Regions from separate parts of the Homo sapiens genome. Here all the other regions are linked to region 1. Evidence: chromatin contacts called from ENCODE Hi-C or POLR2A ChIA-PET data. All regions are on one chromosome and are shown on one strand. Each heading gives the region's core, a stretch centred on a gene start or an enhancer-like site at or near the end of the contact. The rest is flanking DNA. Distances are from core to core; before and after follow the strand shown.

What was found. A loop is a pair of places that touch in the nucleus more often than their neighbours do. ChIA-PET counts read pairs that join two places held with the same protein, here RNA polymerase II (POLR2A). Pooled maps may share reads with other maps.
Region 2: a loop to region 1 is called in a map of ascending aorta, with 7 times the contacts of the local background. The contact joins the promoter of ZNF674-AS1 here to the promoter of KDM6A in region 1. A Hi-C loop is called at or near these places in 3 of 168 maps with a recorded cell type or tissue (ascending aorta and naive thymus-derived CD4-positive, alpha-beta T cell) and 10 of 50 pooled maps.
Region 3: a loop to region 1 is called in a pooled map, with 2.3 times the contacts of the local background. The contact joins the promoter of LINC01186 here to the promoter of KDM6A in region 1. A Hi-C loop is called at or near these places in 2 of 50 pooled maps. POLR2A ChIA-PET finds 5 or more read pairs at or near these places in 2 of 52 experiments (A673 and CD8-positive, alpha-beta memory T cell).

Annotation. Positions count from the first base shown.
Region 1 is chrX:44,871,218-44,875,803 of GRCh38, forward strand. It overlaps KDM6A (lysine demethylase 6A), which reads left to right and starts at 1,971. Exons shown (of 30, transcript NM_001291415.2): 1 at 1,971-2,495; 2 at 2,707-2,770. The coding sequence starts at 2,335. RefSeq lists silencers at 1,161-1,660, 1,911-2,140, 2,481-2,740, 2,781-2,860, 2,871-2,970.
Region 2 is chrX:46,543,106-46,547,691 of GRCh38, forward strand. It overlaps ZNF674-AS1 (ZNF674 antisense RNA 1), which reads left to right and starts at 2,385. Exons shown (of 2, transcript NR_015378.3): 1 at 2,385-2,522; 2 at 3,361-4,586. It overlaps ZNF674 (zinc finger protein 674), which reads right to left and starts at 2,316. Exons shown (of 6, transcript NM_001190417.2): 1 at 2,266-2,316; 2 at 1,396-1,506. RefSeq lists enhancers at 1,690-2,889, 2,505-2,654.
Region 3 is chrX:46,325,278-46,329,863 of GRCh38, forward strand. LINC01186 (long intergenic non-protein coding RNA 1186) reads right to left here and starts at 2,397. Exons shown (of 2, transcript NR_110388.1): 1 at 2,274-2,397; 2 at 647-1,177. RefSeq lists an enhancer at 1,669-2,868.

The DNA of each region.
Region 1 (4,586 bases), core at 721-3,220:
TGGGGTTTCACCACATTGGCCAGGCTGCTCTCCAACTCCTGACCTCGTGATCCGCCCGCCTCGGCCTCCCTTTGCAGGCGTGAGCCACAGAGCCCGGCCGGGATTGAGTAGCCTTATAATCCTTGAAAAGGACCTGAGTCAGGAACTGCTAACTTCAGGGAGATAGTCAAATACCAGCAAAATGTCTATCTGTGCTTGTGCAAGTGTGTGTGTATGTGTGTGTGTGTGTGTGTGTGTATGAGAGAGTGTGCGAGCGAGTTACTGGGGTCAAAATTTCCTTGGCTTTAAATGTCACCATTTGTGACAAAGTTAACAATGTATTAATTTAGCCGTAGAAAAGATTTGGCCCTTTGTACACACTCATTCAAGCAAAATGGAGTATCATAAAGGGAAAGGTGTTTCAGAGGAAGTAATTAAACATGAACTATAATCTATACAAAACTACAGTTTGTTCGTCTAGTTACTAGTCTCAGGGGAACAATTTAAAACTGTGTGCAAAATCAGTTGGGATTCCCATAGCTTCCCGCTGAATACTGGTAGGAATTACTGGGTCAGCACTGAATTGTCTTCGTCATATTTTGAAATCCAAGTTTAAATATATAATTTTTATTGGTTACAGGTGGAAAACCTATTGAAAATATAAAAAACTCCGTTTATAAACAGAATCTTGTCCTTATATGTCTATCAATTTTTTCCTATCCCTGTTATAAGACATACAGCTTAGTAAATAAATTTGCCTTTTGAGAAGAGTAGTCGAAAGGCCTATTTTTTTTTCACCTATAGTAAAGATTAAAAGTCAGACTAAAGCCTTTCCCCTGCACCTGAGAGACAGAACAACAAAATGTTACTGTTGTCTAGGGGTTACAAACCTGCAGGTTTTGGGGGATAGAAAGGATTTCTTGGGCCACCAGCTGTGATGATTTAATTATGTCTTCTCTCAGGTCTGTCCACAAGCAGCCCCTACTTTTGTAAGAAGGCTCCACTGAAATCATGGCAATAGAACCCAACATTCTGCAGATCCCGCTTCACAATTTCTCATTGCTTTTTCTTGTAAGACTGTAATGAACTACTGATAAGACACAGGGTAAACACAGCACGAAAATCTGGCCCCAAAGTGCCGCCAACAGACAGACCTTTGGCGGTGGGGAGCCATGGTCGGCAAGCCAGGCCCCGCGGGCGACTCTTCATTCCCTCCGGCCTGGGGCGTATGGGCGGGGGTCAGGGGAGCCCTTCCCCCTTCACTTTCGGCGCGGGTGAGGTGATCGGGGCTGCCAGCGCAGGTCTGGCCTAGGGCGGCACCCGGACCGCGGGGCACGGGACCGGCAGCCGCTCCCCGAGCGCCCTCCTCGCGGAGGCCATTATTTCCAGCAGTGCCAAAAGTCTGAGCCTTCTTCGGAGGGCAGAGGTCGAGGGCCGTGCGCCGCCTCCCGGCTACGCGACCTGTACCAGGCCCTGTGGGGTCCCGGGACCCCTGGAGCGCGCGCGGGACGGCCGGAGCCGCGGTCTGGGCACATCCCAGAGCTCGCGGGCAGGCAAATGCCGTCCTTGGCGTCTTCGCCCGCCGCTCGCGCCCGCCGCGGGCGGTGCCGGACCTCGCCCTTCCCCACCACTCCCCTCCCCCTCCAGAGCCCGCCGCGGTTCCCGAGGTGACACGGCCCGGACCCTCCATTCTCTGCCCCAGTGTATTTAACCAGCACAACCTAACAGGAAGCTCCCTCTCGGTGACAACCCTTCCCCCGACAGACGCGCCCAGCAGCCAACCACCGGCTAGAATTGGCCTGCGTCCCGCTCCCATCTCGGTGGCGGCCTCGGTGGGCGGGGCTCGGGCAGCTAGCAAGTTAAGTGGAGCCACGGCTGACGTGAGTCAACAAAGGTCACGTGAGGCGTGCGGGCCGCGCCGATTGGTGGCGCCAGCCGGGCGGGGAGGGGGGGTCACGGCGGCGGCGTGGGGTTCGCTGTGTGACACAATTACAACAACTTTGTGCTGGTGCCGGGGAAGTTTGTGTCTCCAACGAATCCCCTCAGTGCTCCCCAGCCCCGCGCGCTCCGGCCGTTCCCGCCGTCCCCGCCTGTGGCTGCCCCCTGCCCAACCCCGCGATGTGACCCTACAGCCGAAAGCCGCCGCTGCCGACCCGGGGGCTCCGCAGCCCCTGCCGCCGCCGCCGCCGCCTTCACCGCCGCCGCGTTGGGATTTTTCGTCGCCGCCGCCCGCGGCGGAGGAGGAGGCGGCGATAAAGTTGGTGTGCTGGTCCCGCGCGCAGATTGGGGGCGTCACTGCGGGCCCCGGTCCGAGGGGGGGTGTCGGCGTTGGAGTTGTGAATTCGCTGCGTTTCCATGAAATCCTGCGGAGTGTCGCTCGCTACCGCCGCCGCTGCCGCCGCCGCTTTCGGTGATGAGGAAAAGAAAATGGCGGCGGGAAAAGCGAGCGGCGAGAGCGAGGAGGCGTCCCCCAGCCTGACAGCCGAGGAGAGGGAGGCGCTCGGCGGACTGGACAGGTACGGGCCGCCGTCACTCGCCCGGTCGGCTCCGGACGGGCAGTAGCCGCTCTCCCGGGAGGACCGAGCGCGGCTTGTCTCTGGCGGCGGCGGGGCGGGCACCTCGGTTTGGCGCTCTTCGCGCCGCCTCCGCTGGGGCCTCGGGCTCGGGCAGGGACGGGTCGGTGGCGTTCCCTGAGCGTTAACGAGTAAACTGTGTCTGTCTCCACAGCCGCCTCTTTGGGTTCGTGAGATTTCATGAAGATGGCGCCAGGACGAAGGCCCTACTGGGCAAGGTAAGGCAGCTGCGAGTCGGAGCGCGGACACCGTCTCCCTGGCCGGCGCCGCGCTCGCCCCGGGCCCCGCGGCCGGGTCTGTGCTCATTGTGGCCACGGACGATGGTCGAGGGGCTTCCGGAAACTATTTCCTGCCTCTGCTCTCCCCCCACCCCCGGGTACCCTGCTTGCTCCCTTGCGAAATCGCTCTTTTCCTCTTGTAGCTGGAGGAACAGAGACGGGATCGCTTTGGGGCCGGGCTCAACTGGGTCGACACAACTGCCTGCTATTTTACAGCTTTTTGAGGGTAGGCCGATGATCTTCGAGGTGCCTGTTTAGGGTCAAGGGATCGTGAGTGTGTTCAGATTTTCCCAAATTTCGGACTTAACTTGCCTCTACGGGTTTAAAAAAATTCTTTTCCTTCAAGCAGGCTGTTCGTGATGCCTACTGCTAACCAAATGTTTTAGGCTTTCTTGTGTCCCCGCTCCCAGAAGGGGGAAGTTTCACGGAGTTTAGGTCGGTGAAGAGTTTGCATTGGGCTGTTGACATGTATCTCGATTGCAGTGTGTGTTACCTGAAGTTAGGTGACTTGTTTACTTTTTGGGTCTTTTTGGCATAGAAATACCGTAGTTATTTGTAAACGTGTTCTCTTCCTGGAGCCTCATTTCCTGTGTGTCTGACAGGGGAGGCTGGGGAGGATTCGGGGTGTAGTCTTTTTTTATTTGTGTGGAAAGTTGTTGGCACTGTCATTTAGTTAAGTAATGGCTGCTCCTATCGGCCCAAGATGGCGGGACAGGGTGGGAGGAGAAAGTGAAGGGGGGGGTTAGGGGGAGGGTGTAGAGGTAAACATGGAAATAAATAGTAGCCGTGAATAAGCCTTTCCTTCGGAGTGTGTAGCTCAGTGGTGTTTAAAAAAAATTACCCAAGATTATTTGCATATAGAATTCTTATACCTTTCATAAGCTTGGAAGCAGCATGCATAAGCCTGGTAAATGCTTATCAACCTGTAGCACATTTAGTTATCCATCTGTAAGCTATTGAACAAAGGCTGGAGTCTCAATCTGTATGCATCAGTTTATATTTCCTGACCAAAATCTGATTGCAATGGTATTTGAATACTTTCTTCGTAATTGGGACCGTGAAAGTTGGAGTGTGTGCTATGGGTGTTGTATCCGTTAGACATTTTCTTTTCTAGCTGAAATCATAGCTTTGCATTTGACACCTAGCTTTATTGTTGCAGTTGAGACGCAAGTTTGAAATAAGTCTAACATTTTATTCTTAAGTTGATTTTTTTGTTGTTCTGAATTTTTGTCTGTAGCTTGGTTTCGCAGAGTCATCAATTCCTTTTTATCTGTAATTACACATTTGTTTTTATTTCAAAGTAATTATAAGGTGTTATATTGCATATAATCAGAAAACTAAATGGAAATAATGCTTTTCAGTAAGCCCGGCCCCTTTGACCGATACAGAAAACTTGAATTAAACTTTGACTACGTAGGTATTAATTGGCTTCATTACAATTATTGCTGTAAAAATGAACAGTGACTAGCTCTGGAAAGATTTAAGCGTCAGTAATTGTTGGTCTCCTGCCTTAAAGTTTTTTTTTTTTTTTCCAATTTGAGTATTTAAAGTATTTTATTTAAAAATATTTGACTGCTGTCAAAGTTGTCATTATAAAAGATTAAACATGATTTAAATTAAAAGAGCATTATTTTGTTTTGGAGGGATTATTGTTGGTCTAACATGGGTTAATAAAATTGCTTGCAAAGATAATTCACGTGGAAAAGTTTGGCCAAATCGATTGCTTTTGGTTATGGTGATGAAAAAATAAATGGAA
Region 2 (4,586 bases), core at 1,135-3,634, 1.7 Mb after region 1:
ATGCCCAGCTAATTATTTTTGTATTTTTAGTAGAGACGGGGTTTCATCATGTTGGTCAGGCTGGCCTCAAACTCCTGACCTCAGGTGATCCATCCGCCTCAGCCTCCCAAAGTGCTGGGATTACAGGCATGAGCCACCGCGCCTGACCTCAAACAGCATTTATTCAAATGCTGACATTGGTTACATTGTTCGGTGATTTTAATTTTCTTGTTTATTTGCATTTTTGACAAGGAATATTAATTACTAATGAAACAAAAATTAAAATTTATTAAAAAATCACTTCTTATCAAACAGAGCCCTAGAGGTGAAAAGACACTCTCCAAGTGTGTATGAGTAAGATCTCTTCATGTGGTTTGGAGGAAGGAGCCCAACCAGGGCTCAAAGGGCCGCAGGGAAGGAGAGGTGTGGGGCTGGGTGGGTAACAGCCAAGCACTGTCAGTTCTGTGAGGGGCTGAAAACCACTGTGCCTGCTTCCCTGCATCCACCTCTCTAACTGGCCACCTACCCTGCTCCCACCCCACCACTTCCTCCTTTCCCATGATTTGCATTTTGATTGCCATGCTCCTCCTTCTTTGGCAGATTTTCAAAAGAAAGTTCCAGCAAGGAGATTCTGTGCAGAGTAACCATTTCATACTGCAGCAATCACTGTGATACCATCAGGACAACAGGGTTCAGCTCCGTGTAGCTTAGCAGGTCATGTCCCCTGGCCCACTTTCATTAAGCATTGAAATAAGGCAGCAGAGCTGGATGACAGCATACCTAGAGACTACTCTGAAATTCTATAAACTAAAAATATATTTTCTGCACTTTGGTCAGGATGAACGGACACTCAGCATTTCCCCTGGAAGCAGGTGCCTGGTTGATGGTGTGGGGCTGACTCAAATTCAGAAATAGCCAATGGCAAGAGAAGGAAGCATGGGGGTGCACAAATAGGTGTGCTAGGAGAGGCCAATCCTCTGTGGCTGGCTGTGATCCTTCCCAGCCTCATCCCGCCTTTGCAGGTACTACAGCAGGGCACCTGCCCCCATGGGGGACATCCATGCCTCCATCCACCTGTGACTTTCACCTGTCCCTCCTCCAGCAGGAATCAAACTGCACTGTCACATGGTCCTCCATGGCACCTGGAAGTAGAGCCAGCTTTGCTCTGTCTCAGCTGAAGTGAGGGACAAAGGCCACTACGGGTCCAGCTCTTCTAGGACCTGCTGTCCCGTGAGCCTCCTTTGCTCTGAGGATCTGGGTCTGGGCTCTTGCTGAGGCTTCTCCTCCAACTCGCCTCAGCTCAGCGTACCTCTCTTGTGTCCAAGGCGGCAGGACCAAGGGATTCAGAGACAAACACACCCCAGTTGGGGCCATCACTATAGCACTAGATCTCTGCCTGTGACCCAGGGAACTCACCTCTTCCTGGGGCCTCAGCCTAAGTCTTCTGCGACTAAGTGGGGAAGCCGAGGCACAGATAAACTGGAGTCTGAAATCGGTGAGCAGTGGTCTCAGGTCTGCACTCTGACCCTGGAAACACAATGACCACAGGAGATTCAATTAGCAACACCTATGCTCCCTTCCATGCAGTGAAGTTGAGTGAAACCCAAAGGTTTTTACCCAACAGAAGAGGGACAACCCCTCATTCTAGTTTTAAGAGTTAACATTCATGCACAGCTCAATTATCCTCAGTGAGCGAAACCCTGCCTTCCTGAGTCCGGGCTTTGGAATCAACTGACTGGCTGCTGTGCCACTTTTATTCACTGAAGAAATGATTGCCTTCCATGAGCCGGTTCTCCGTGTTGCAAATCCATCAGTGAACAAAATCTCAAATTCCCAGCTCCAGATTTCTAGTCTGGAGGAAGAGACACACTGGAAACAATAAACATGATAAACAAAGTACAGGAAAAGAAAAAGAAAAAGGATTCCTCGGGTTTGCTACCTACGGGACTTTGGACAGGTTGCCAAGCCACACTGTACCGTTTTCTCTCTATAACATGAAAATAATCATCGTAACACCTCACAGGGCTCCTGCTAATGTGAAACATTTGCAAGAGTGTCTGGCAGTTACCACCGGGTGAGGATACAAGCGCTGAGTGACTCAATCAATTAGTCACTCGCTGGCCCCGAACCTCGCCCCCAACACTCACGCCCACCGCCTGTGTCACTCAATCCCCACAAGGACGCTCACCCGTGGCCCCATGACCCCACGGCCCCGTAAACTCCCGTCATTCCTCCCGTCCCCCCTTCCCCCGATCAAAACCATCACCACCTCACCCTCCCGCTTACTTCACTGCCGACAGCCTGAAACCTCAGGGGCGGATGACAACAGCCAGTGTGAACGAAGCGCCACCCTCCGGGTCAGCCGAGCATTTCCGCTTCCCACAGCCCCCTGGGAACGTGAAGTCAAAGCAATGCGCACGCGCAGTGGCTTTGAAGGCGGGGCAACAAAGCCTGTGGCCGATGTGGCGCTCCTCGGCCCGCGCTTCAGTGGTTATGACAGTGTTCGCTCTAAGGGGAGAAGGAATGTGTGACCATTTCCAACGGTAAGTCGTACAAAAGGTCCGGGGAGGCGTACCTGGGCGGCGAGAGGCGAGAGAACTCCGCGCGGGCTTTCCAGTGCCCAGGCCCCTGCCGGCTCCGAAGCCGAAATCCCTTCTTCCACTTCGTTCTCTTGCAGTGGACGTGGGGTGTTCCCACCCCTCTGTCCCCAAGGCCACTGTTTCTGTCTTCCGCTCCTAGGAATAGGAAAAAGAGTCGCGCCTCTGGCATCTGTGGCAGCTCCAGAGCGCGGCCCTCTAGGGTCCAGGCAGGCCACATGGAGCGGGGCCCTAGGCCTGGCTCAGAGCGTCCTAAGAGCAACAGGTCTGGCTCAGTCGGGGAAGTGGCCTGGAAGAGGGGCTTTGGAGCCGGGCTTCAGAGCCAGCAACCTCCCGAAGTGAGGGAAGAAAGCCTCATTCTGATTGTTCTCTACCCAGTGGTGGGGCTCCGGTTCCTAGGATCTTAGACACCCTGGGAGAATCTGGATTTTACTTTTTAGCGGAGAGGTGTTTTCTCTGAGAATGCCAGCCAGTGGCAACATGGCCCGCTAAAAAGGCCTGTAGTAAACTTGAGGAAAGTTTTCTGTTTCCTGTCTGGGTCTGGGAGAAAGAGAACAAGTGTTGTTCTCCATGCTTACTATGCCTGCCTGGTCACCAAGCGGGCCTCTTTGGGTCAAGTATGACAGAGTCTCCCTCAGGTACACAGCAAACCCTTCTGTGCTAGAGCCAGCTGGTGCCAGACACTGTTCATAGATGTGTCCAAGACATTTGTGTAATCTATCAGACACGTATTTAATTTCCATTTGAACATGAGTGTTTTTCCTCTTTCTCTTTCTCCTCTCAGGTTAACTTGCATTCCCCAGATAGTTTGGATGAGTTACAACCTAAATCTGCAAACTCAATACAGCCAGACCCTGGGAAGTGACTCTCTCCAAGCCTCCTGTACAAGTCCCAGGAAAAGAGCCTGTTTTCCCTTGGACATGTGAGCAGTGAATTACTGCTCATTCAGAATTTCATGTGTATGTGTTACTGATGGCCAGGTTTAGAGATACCAACCTATTTATTTCTAGAGGAGAGGTGATTTGATAACCTTTTCAGATATCACTATCAGTAGGCAGAAAAGGGTTAATAGTATGATAGGGTTAATATGTCCTGAGGAGAGTAAAGAAATTGCAAACTGCAGAAGCACCTGATCTGTGGCCCTGGCCAGCATCTCTCCATATCCTGATTCTGTAAGATCAAGTGTTTATGCAGAAAGAGAAGGGACTGATGATTTGAATGTGACCAGATGCAGGGCATGCCCTTATTGCCATGCCAGCATTTGCTATTCATGATGTTAGTATTCAAAAATCAAGAAACACCCTTCCTGGGCCATTGGTGTCTACTAATCCATTGGAAGAAAAGACTGGAATCCACCACTTACTAGCTTCTTGGGCCTCAGTCCCCTCTTTTCTGCCATAGCTAAGGACCACCTAACCTAGATGGCTGTTGTTATTGTTCAAAGGGACATCTTTAGAGCCTCAAGCCCAGGAATAGCCCGTGGCAGGCACCTGGTAAATGTTAGTTTTCATTGTCCTATCCCAACACTATGAAACATGCAGCACTCTCTGCAACTGCCCCTGTGGATTTCCATAGGCAGGAGAGTATCCAGTGTTGAGTGGAGCTGGTATTCTCAGAAACGAAGCCCCTTTCCTCATTTTGCGCCAATCTCTTCAGTCATTTTTACCCTAGTAGTATAATGCTTTGTCAAAGTCACTGTCATCTGATGTTAACAGTTGTTTTCGCCAGATGACTTTTCAAAAGGTAACTTCACCATAATACCGGTTAATGTGATAAAAACACTGCATGTAGCCAATTTTTTTTTTTTTTGAGATGGAGTTATTGGCTCTTGTTGCCCAGGCTAGAGTGCAGCGGCGTGATCTTGGCTCACTGCAACCTCCATCTCGTGGGTTCAGGTAATTCTCCTGCCTCAGCCTCCCGAGTGGCTGGGATTACAGGCACACGCCACCATGCCCAGCTAATTTTTTTGTATTTTTAGTAGAGTCGGGGTTTCACTATATGTTGGCCAGG
Region 3 (4,586 bases), core at 1,147-3,646, 1.5 Mb after region 1:
ATCTCACTGTCTGTCTGGTGGATAAATACGTGTTGAGTGGCAGACTAACAGAAGAGTCTACATGTACCACAACCCCTCGTAGGTAAGAGCTTTCAGCTCAGTGGCAGCTGTGCCATGTCCATTTAACCAAGCTTGGCAGCAAGTCTTAAGGACTAGTCACAAAAAGAAAGTGCAAAGGGGCACAGCTTCTCTTTGGAGAGTGCCAAGATACCATCAATCTCTGCCCCAGCCCAGGGGAGGCTGGAAAAAGTGCCTCAAGCACTAAGGGGGCGGGGAGCAGGGGCAAAGTGGGTAATGAGTCAGAAAGGAATGTCTGTGAACCCACACCCGCATACCTGAGTGCCAATGTGAAGAAAACCCAGAGTAAATTCCTTTACACAGACTAGGGTCTCACATGCACTTCTGAGGGTAGTTTTTCCGTATAAGAATCTGCCCTGTGCTTTACAGAACAGTGAGTCACTTACTTGCTTTTGGATGGAACGCTGCAGAGTGTGCTGTCATTGTGATATCTTTTTTTCCCTCATGCATTCTCAGCATTGCCAGCCTTGGCTTTGCTCATTAGATAAATAATAGAGTAAAATTCATGCAGTGGCCCCACAATCACTACTCCAGGGAGAAATGGAGGCGGGGAGGGGAGATGGTGGTCCATAAAGACCTGGGCTAGTGAATTTGGTGTTTTTGTTTGTTGGTCTTTAAATAAATGAACTTAAAATAAGATTTTCCAAATTTGAAAATAGATGCCTTATAGAGTAGATTTCTTATGCAACAATATAAAAATAAGAAATTAAATCTGGGAACGAGACTTAATTCTCCAACATGATTTTGTTTTGAAGTTCAGCCTCTTCAATGAGATGCAGGTATGGGGGAAGGGCTCCATTTAAAGAGCCCAAATTCCTATCTGTTACTTCAGATATCAGGTCAGATTAGTACTTTTAGAAAGTTTAACAGACCCCTTTGATGCAACAGGAAAGAAAAACAAGCTCTCTAAGCAGGAAAATTCAGGACATCCTTTTTCTTAGTTTTACGTGATGCAGTGAGTCACTTAGAGACTCTCAGGAAAATAAGCCCAGGATGGCCATCAAGATTAGGGAACATACTGGCCCAAACAGCTGCAGAGCAAGTAGCTTCTCTGTCCCTGGTTCCCATCCTCCTAGTGTTTTCTCTTTAGGGCCAAGTGCTGTAAGAGAGAAAAGAACAAGATGACAAGGTCAAGACAGCCTCTTTGTAATCCTTCTCAAATCACCGAGAAACAAATCAACCACGATTGTATGCATTTTGATGTGACAGGGAAATAAAGTAAGGTAGAATATTGTGGAGGTTTGGGGGGCAACTTTGACCAAAGATTCTCAAGTTCATCTCACTCTCTTGGGTTAAAAAAGCATGTGAAGCCAGAAGTTTGAGACCAGCCTGACCAACATGGAGAAACCCCATCTCCACTAAAAATACAAAAATTAGCCGGGCGTGGTGGCACATGCCTGTAACCCCAGCTACTTGGGAGGCCAAGGCAAGAGAATTGCTTGAACCCGGGAGGCAGAGGTTGCAGTGAGCCGAGATCGCGCCACTGCACTCCAGCCTGGGTGACAGAGTGAAACATTGTCTCAAAAAAAAAAAAAATTCAGAAAGCAAAATTTCTTGCCCCTGTAAATTCACACTTCAATAGAAAACTATTGCCTGTAGTACGTGCTTTCAGGCGTTATCTGATTCTGATTCTACTGGAGCTATTTGCCACTCCCTAAGTTGTAGGTCACTGATAGATATGCAAATCCTGTCCTATCTGGTTCAATTGACTTCCTTCCCCCTGTGTGTGTGGCGGCGGGGGCGGGGTGGGGGGCAATAAACAGTTTGCTTCCATTTGCAATTCATCTCTAAATTCCTTTACTCCACATAAATTGGGGCTGTTTCTTTTTTAAACCAGTTATAACATCTGCCTGGCTCTCTCAGTTATGTAAGTAAAATAAAGTCTTTAACACATGTTCGTTTTTATATCTGTATAACGGTCACGATTTTACCTCTTTCTGGAAATTACCTTTTAACACCCTTGTGAGATTTCTTTCTTAGGTAGCAGCAGCAGGAGACCTGGTGGAGGACCTTCAGTCTAGAGAAGACCAGTACCAGGCCATCCGGTCTATAGGTAAAGAGCAGATGCCTCCCACAGAGCTGTGCTCCACAGAAGAAACAAAGGGGCTCTTCGAAAGGGACATGTCCCTTCTCCCACCTGCCTCCCTTCCAACCTCCCAAATTAACACCACCATCTAAAACAAGAATTTGGTCACCTTTCGGAAGGCATCTTTCCCGTTTTAGAAGGGGTTACTTCTGGATCCTCTCTCAACTTGCTGGTTTCCCACGCTCTCGACTTGCAGTTTCACCCAGTGGGCAGGGCTGGGTTTCTGTTAGCCTGGCTGCAACCTCCTGCGCCCTGCCAACACACAATGATCAGTGGCATTCCTGGAATTCCTGACATAGCAGAGAAGCCAGGCTTGGCCCTGCAAATGCCCTTGAACTGCAGTTCTGACCCCAGTGGGGCATTTTATCTTTTATTCACAGCCAGAGGTTAGGACCTATTTATGTAAATCCTCTGCCAAGGGTCGATTCATCTTGACCCCCTGGTTTTCATTTCTCTAATTGTCCCAGGTATTTTTTAGACCCCTTGGAAACTCTTCATTCAGTGAAAAACCTTGGGGTCAGTAAGAATGCGGTAACAAAGGAAAGGGGGTGGGGGCCTGGAAGAGTTGAGGAGGCTTCCTTTGAAGTGTTGTAAAGAAGCTTTCAGAGGCCACCCAGTTTACAAAGTAAAAACAGCAATGACCTCATGCACCCCATTTTATTCACGGAAAATAAGCTTTCTTGAAATGGTGTCTTCACCTAAGAAGTTTCTTAGAGCATGCATTGTTCAATTTTGTTTCCTAAAGCACACATTGTCCAATCTCAGTGGTGGTAAGGGGTTGGGGAAGGAGCTGTCAGAATTGCGGGCCTTTGGGCAGGTGGTGGCTCCTCAGACAATTGTTCCCACTTAATGGGCCCAGGATCCCTCCCAGATTTGCATTTTAAAAGGGGGCACTGCCTCCCCAATAGTGAGAAAATACTTGATCCCTGAGAATTGACCCAGGTGACAGAAATTTCAGGCCACATGGAAAGCCAGCAGGGGAGATACTTGGAGGTCAGCAGGGCTTTTGGAGGCCTTCAAATAATTCTTGATTGAGGGCCTTGTGCTCTAACCTCCAACTCACAGTAATAAAGGGAAGGAATTGCTTGGAAAACAGCCCAACTGTTTTACAACCCTAACAGCAAATTTTACTTTTTCACTAACTGAATTTTCATGTACGTTTTAAGCCAGTTGGATTTTTTTAATGCTCTATTTTCAATAGAAAGATGGGGGAAAAAAATCTTCTCTTAAAAAACTATTTTTCTTCATTTTCTGTCAACTTTTTATTACGAAAAACTTCAAACATGCAGAAAAGTTGAAAGAATAGCACAATGAAAACCCCTATACCCACCATTGAAATTTGACAAATGTTAACCTTCTGGTATATTTGCTTTATCTATATACACAGCTATATATACAGATTTGCTTCATGAATATATACTTTTTTTTTTGCTGATCTATTTAAAAGTAAATTAAATTAAAAGTGACATCATGACACTTCATCCCAAATACTTCAGCTTGCATCATTCTAATATAAGTTAATTCTCTTATATAACTATTGTACAATGATTACCTCTAAGAAAATCGACAGTAATTGCCTAATACCACCTAACTCTCAGAATACCCAGTCCACATTCAAATCTCCTCAACCTGTACTATGTCTTGTAGCAGTTTCTTAATTAAACCAAAATCCAATCACAATTCATACATTTGGTTTTTTTAGTCTTTTTGGAATAGTCCCTCTACTTTTTAAAAATGACATTGTGTTTTTGAAGAGACTTTGTAGAAAGCCCCACATTCTAGATTTGTCTGATCAATTGTGTGTGGTGGTGTTCTTGTTCTGCCCCACCAGATTTCCTGCAATGAGTTCAATTGTGTTTGTCCCCCAAAATTCATATGTTGAAGCCCTAACCGCCAGTACCTCAGAATGTGACTTTATTTGGAAATAGTCACTGTAGACATAATTGGTTAAGATGAGGTCATACCAGAGTAGGGTAATAGGGTGGGTCCCTAATCCAATATGACTAGTGTCCTTATAAAAAGGGGAAATTTGGAGATAGACATGCACATATAAGGGGAATGCCCTGTGGACATGAAGGCAGGGATCAGAGTGACACTTCTACATGTCAAGGAATGTGAAAGATTGCTAGCAAACTACCAGAAACTAGAAGCAAGTGAAGGGGGCCAGAATATGCCACCCCCAAACATGTCACTCAAAAAGGATGGTTTTGAGCTGAAGGCAATTAGCTCTCTGCCCTTCCTGCTTCTGACTAAAAGCAGGACATAAATTTCCAGTTGTAAGGTGTCTCCCTCTCCTGTACTAGGAAAACTCTTAGCACCTGAGATGTCTCCTATCTAAATAGCAAGACAATCCTTATTTACCATACATTTCCCATAACTTACCACCCTCCAAAAAGCCCAAAACCTCCTTTCCTTTTGTCTA